Linked DNA regions of Homo sapiens: region 1 is linked to region 2. A link is an interaction called in ENCODE POLR2A ChIA-PET data of the cell type or tissue named here. Cell type or tissue: A673. All regions are shown on one strand. Each heading gives the region's core, and the rest is flanking DNA. Links, peaks and the distances in the headings are about the cores only. Region 1 overlaps LOC124902924 (a long non-coding RNA gene). Region 2 overlaps SLC38A4 (solute carrier family 38 member 4).

The links. ChIA-PET counts read pairs that join two places held together with the same protein. Peaks named below come from ENCODE experiments on the same cell type or tissue, not always from the same donor. Only the 100,000 strongest peaks of a DNase experiment are listed, where the experiment ranks them.
Region 1: POLR2A ChIA-PET joins it to region 2 with 9 read pairs; 2 of 35 experiments call an interaction of 5 or more read pairs at or near these places.

Annotation. Positions count from the first base shown.
Region 1 is chr12:46,947,520-46,950,445 of GRCh38, reverse strand. It overlaps LOC124902924 (a long non-coding RNA gene), which reads right to left. Exons shown (of 2, transcript XR_007063285.1): 2 at 1,218-2,768. Among named protein-coding and RNA genes, the nearest start is that of SLC38A4, 120 kb to the right of the region's middle. In A673, for the core only: no CTCF peak of the experiment used is centred there; a DNase peak (open chromatin) is centred at 1,255; H3K27ac peaks cover 2,500 bases.
Region 2 is chr12:46,773,543-46,776,468 of GRCh38, reverse strand. It overlaps SLC38A4 (solute carrier family 38 member 4), which reads left to right. Exons shown (of 17, transcript NM_018018.5): 14 at 1,296-1,420. Among named protein-coding and RNA genes, the nearest start is that of SLC38A4, 51 kb to the left of the region's middle. In A673, for the core only: no CTCF peak of the experiment used is centred there; no DNase peak of the experiment used is centred there.

The DNA of each region.
Region 1 (2,926 bases), core at 200-2,699, 170 kb before region 2:
TCTTGTTTATTGCAAGAAACTTTTAATATGCTTGATAGCTTCAGTGTTATGTCCATCCTTTCCCTGCAGTGGCTGACTTCCTGCTGCACCAGTCCAGGCATTTTTGTGCCAGTTCCCATATGTTCATGTAGCCCCAAGGCAGATTTGCTGATATGCAGTGGGTTGAAAAAGAATACTTCTACGAGCGCAACATTGCATACCAAGGAGATTATCTTTTAGAAAGACTTAAAAGTCCAACAGATATGCCACAAAAGGTTAGATGACATTGATGGTTAGCAACTAGGAGTGGTAAGCACAGATATTAATGGACAGTACACAATCATTCATCTTGACTCTAGATTATACACCGAACTAAAAAATAAAAATGGATTGCTTTAATAATCCCTTTCTTTCTCATCTTCTCATTTAATGGGTTGGAGATGCTAAACCTTCTGTACTAACCCAATAATAGTTGGTAGAAATAATGGATATTTAAACTATGTTATCTGGCTCTGGGAAAGCCACTCCTAGAAAATGGGAAGAGGGGCTGGATGCGGTGGTTCATGCCTGTAATCCCAGCACTTTGGGAGGCTGAGGTGGGCAGATCACAAGGTCAGGAGTTCGACACCAGCCTGGCCAATATGGTGAAACCCTGTCTCTACTAAAAATACAAAAAAATTAGCTGGGCGTGGTGGTGCATGCTTGTAATCCCAGCTACTTGGGAGGCTGAGGCAGGAGAATTGCTTGAACCTGGGAGGCGGAGGTTGCAGTGAGCCAAGATTGTGCCACTGCACTCCAGCATGGGCCACAGAGTGAAATTCCATCTCAAAAAAAAAGAGGAAAAATGGGAAGAGGTTTATTTACTTCTAAATTTGACCAAAGAAATACCATTAATTAATTAATGGCTTAAAAGTGGTATAGAAACATGAACTCAGAAGACCTATCAATGCTTATTTCTCATTAAGATGCATTTCAGAATGCATCCTATTGTTCTTTGGGTGCTAATGAATCCATATTTAAAACATGCACACAAAAGCATCTCTCATGCTTCTGAGACAATTGCTGTAAAAATGCACCAGTTGATGGTTTGCTTAAATGGAGCAAATTGTCACCAAGTTGCACAGCCTTATTATCTGTACTGTCACTGCAGAAAATCTCACTGTGTATGTGACCTGAATGCTTATTACCTAGTGGAAAATTCCATAAATGCAGAATAGCCTACAGCACTCAACATCTGCCTTTATTTTTTTTTTTTTTATAATCAAACACAAGGGATTGCCAGGGAATAGCTCCCAAAACCATGGGGCCTCTTTACAATCCTCTGTCATTTTTGTCTATCTATATTAATTCTTAAACTGCATCCATTCAAATTGCCATGCTTCAGCCCTGAGGAATGTAAATAAGGAGGCAATTATGAAGATGTGTTTTCCGGTGCCACACATTTAAATGATTAGCTGAAAGTCAAATGTTAATGTCACAAAATAGAGAAATAAAATATATTCAAGGTATTTTGCCCATAGTTAATAGGCTAAACTAGAGCAAGCAATCTAACATTGCAAGGAAATTTGAATGTGGAGACTCAGTGTTCTTTTATTAGCTAAATGTACAGAACAGTAGATATATTTCATTTGCTTTAGCCTCCAGGCAGGATTGGAGGGATTGTGGGGGTAAAGGTGAAGGAAGAAAATGTGTGGAGATGGATTGTATGACAAAATGTAAGTGTACAGTTAGGCAGGGATGTGAGATGAGAAGACAATTCAGAGCACAGTCCTCAACCTAAAGTTGCCAAGTGCTCACAGACAGCAAGGAAATTCTTTATTTTGTAGAAATAAGCTATGAGCTCTCTTGAGCCCCTTCCTTCTCTGGGTCCCACCCCCTCCTTTAAGTTAATTTGAACAAACATTAACTATAAAGTTTGTAATGTCTTGAATCACCCCAATTTTTATTTCTCATGCATTATGAAGCTATTCTCTTGAGTAATTTCATAGAGTCATAAAGTCCAATATGAGTTGAATTGTGTGTCCTCCCAAAAATATGTTGAAATCCTAACCTATAATACCTCAGAATGTGACCTTATGTGGGAATAGGGTCCTTGCAGATGTAATAAGTTAAGATGAGGTCATAGTGGAGTGGGGTAGACCCCTAATTCCATATGACTGGTGTTTCTATGAGAAGACAGCCATGTGAAGCCACAGAGATACACAAGCAGAAGGCCACGTGAAGCTGGAGGCAGAGACTGGAGTGATGCATCTACAAGCCAAGGAACACCAAGCATTGCCTATGTTCACCAGAAGCCAGGACACAGACATGAAACAGATTCTCCCCCAGAGCCCCCGAAAGGCACCCGCCCTGCTGACATCTTCCTTTCAGACTTGTAGCCTCCAAAACAGTGAGAATAAATTTCTTTTGCTTTAACTTATCTAGTTAGTGGTTGGTATGGCAGCCTTAGGAAACTAACATAATAATATTTTAAAGAAAACTTAACGTTTCTCCCTTTAGATGACAATTCCAGCCATAATCCAATAACAAAAGTGCTTGCTAGCATTTATTACTTACTGAAGACATGCCAGACACCATCCAGTTTTCCTCAGCAGAACCTACCAGATCACTGCCACAGAAACCAGGCCACCTTGCAACCCTCCTCCAGTATTCAGTGATTCTGCTCTTGCCCATAGATGGTCCACTCAGCAGTCACAGTTTTGAGTCTCTAGAATGCAGTTCTCCAAATTTCCAAAAATTCCCTCTGGGCTACATCCATGTAACTAATACATTGCTCCCTGGAGATAGGCCTAGGAGGAAGTCAAAAAGTCAACTCAACATCATCTGGAAAGCATGAACTCAGAACAAGGTGTGTTACTGGATGAACTAAATATTTTATGGCACCAGATATATCCATTGCAAAAACAAGGATAGTGTTTGGGCTGGTACATTGCTGTCACCTCCTCTG
Region 2 (2,926 bases), core at 99-2,598:
TCAAATCTGGGAGCTTGGGACTTTAGGTAAAATTTCTGACATATCCCATTCTATTTTGTTATACTAAATGATTTCCTAAGAAAGAGGACATGACAGAATTTCCTTCAATCTAAGAATGCACCACCAAAAAAAAGTGACTATGGCCACATTAGATTATGCCTGCAACATTTCCTCTCTGGCATCTTAACAGTTCACAAAGGGAGTAGGATTGTACTCCTTCCATGAAGTGTGGCCACATAAACAGATTTCATGGAATCACATATTGACCTGGTAGCATATGTTTACATGAATCAGTGTATCAATATAAATATATTTTTGTATAAACCTCCTTTTAAAGTTTTTAACTTAATTTTTTTCTTACTGACTTGGTAAATTGAATTGCATGTATGACAAATTGTGGAGGAAAAGATTCAGGAGTAGGCCACCATTTGCTTAGGTTTTTTTTCTATTTGACTAATATTTGACTATTAACCAAACATGTGCTTTAGATTGGGCATTAACTTTTTGCCGGTTGTGAAATAATGAATGACGAGGTCAATACTACTGAAGGTATTTTCACTCCTTTTTGTCTGATCTTGAGGTGAAAATCCAACTACGCTTGATTCCATAGATATTTTCTTGTTATTTGTGCTTGGAGTCCTGAATGAAGGTGTTTTCAAGTAGGGCTGCATCTTCGTCTTAGAGTAGTACCCACTGGGAGACCATCTAAAAATTATACTAATTTATCCCTGCATGTTACTTATACTTATTTTAATGAGTTTCATAAGACAAGCAAAAACTTGAAAGAGCCCAAAAATATCTGTTTTAGTGTGGTGATGGAGTCATAGTTGTTGAGCTTGAAAAAATGGTAGCAATCATTCATCCTAGAGTTTACACACTGGGTTTGTAACCTGCATCAGGAGTGGCTGCGCAGGTAGGGACAGGGGAGGTGGTAGGCTGGGAGAGACAATATGTGGGGCTTGGGTCTCTCATCCCCTTCAACAAGAGCACCTTGGTCTCTGTCTGATTTGTAATTGCTTCTGTACAGCGGAGATAGATTTATCACAATGTAAATGAGCTTGAGAGGCTCTTTATTTTGTATTATACCTTCTGCAACGTTATCAGCTTCAGGACCTCTTTGTTCATTTGAATGAAGGTTGCATAGCTAATGAGCTCAGAGGCAAGACCAGAGGTGCCTGGATTCCCAGGCCTAGGTCTTTTCCTCTGTTCTGTGTTCTCTCTATAAAATGTTGCCATAAGTGACCTGTGCTGATTTGACAACACCAAGCGGTTTCATTCTCTTTTTCCTGTTGTAGGAGAAGTTGAAGATGAATTACTTCATGCCTACAGCAAAGTGTATACATTAGACATCCCTCTTCTCATGGTTCGCCTGGCAGTCCTTGTGGCAGTAACACTAACTGTGCCCATTGTCCTCTTCCCAGTAAGTACATAAGACTTTGATGAAAGAAACCTACTTGACCCCATAAATTAGTACATGTGTTCTACCTTCATTTTGATTTAATTATAGGGTGAGTTTGCAATTGCAATGCCTGAGGATATTATTTTCCTATAGCATTTTGAGTCACTTAAAATTGGCCATTTAATGTGTAGATAGAGCAAGTAGTTTCAGGTGGTATTTTTATAGTGTAGGAAAAAAATCATAAAACTTATTTTTAAACTCAAAGTTGAAAAGTGGAGCTGGAGCTTCTGTCTTGTGGATTAGTAAAACTGAGTAGGAGTTCATATAACTTTGGAACCTTGAAAGCCAAAACCATATTAACTTTCAAATCTTATTAAATTTCATCACAGTTTTGAAGGCATTTCATTTTTTTTCCAGTTTGTTGTGCTGCAATAATATACAAAAGTTGCCTTTTTTAACCTGATGCCTTGAAGGCTAATGAAAAGGGGATTCATGTTAAGTAAATTATATACCAGAAAAAAATTTTTCAAAAAACAGTTATGCTATCTATCACATATCTCTCTCACACATGGCCTCTGCCAGACTCACACCAGGTCACCCCTCCCTGGCATTTGTCATTGGTGTCAGTTTGTTCTGAGATCCCAGAGCAGAGCTGGTAGTGAAGATTTGGGCTGTGTGAGTTAAAACCACCACCTAAGGATAAACACAGGTCTTCACCCTCCTGCCAGCTCCTGTTTCATAAACACTGAATTTACTCATTCATTTGAGGGGGAAAAAAATAAGTGACACAGTAACCAGCACTGTCCTGGACATAATGTTCCATACAGGGCTTGCATATGAAGACTATTTCTATAATGACACTGTGGTCACTTTAAATGCAGCTTGTGTGCTGAAATATATTTTGGCACATTCCTTTTTCATGAGTGCATGAAATCAGATCCGTACTACTATGGTGGCTAATATTTTACTCTTAAATCATGTCTTGCCTCTAATATATCTGAAAGTATTTCAGATGACATACACATAGCTTTAGCCTAAAATCAGCTCCGTCTTGGGTACAAGACAGAAGACAACTATAAACAGAAGGTATACGATAGGGTAAAATTGCCAGGCAAACAACTTCACTGAGAAAAGGATATCTGGAGCCCTTCTTTTTATGTGTAAAAAAATCACTCACTAAATTTTGGCACAGTGTAAGCATTCACATCATTGTAGAATCAAAGCATAAGAAATCTGTGATGTGCTTCTGTATTGCTTTATTCATATTCATATAGTGTTTTCAAGCCATGGTTTTAAGGGATTGCCAGAATTGGCCATCGTCACACAGACAGCTGGTAACAGTTCAACTAGTGCAGCTCATAGCCCAACACTGAGGGCTGCAATTATTGTCATGGGAAGTAAAAGTCATTTACTGATGAACATTTCACCTCAGCATGGAAAATCCAAATCTCCCCTTAGAAATTCTTACCCTATGTGAGAAATAAAGCACTGATATAAATCTGACCATCAGGAACAGCAATAGTGTGT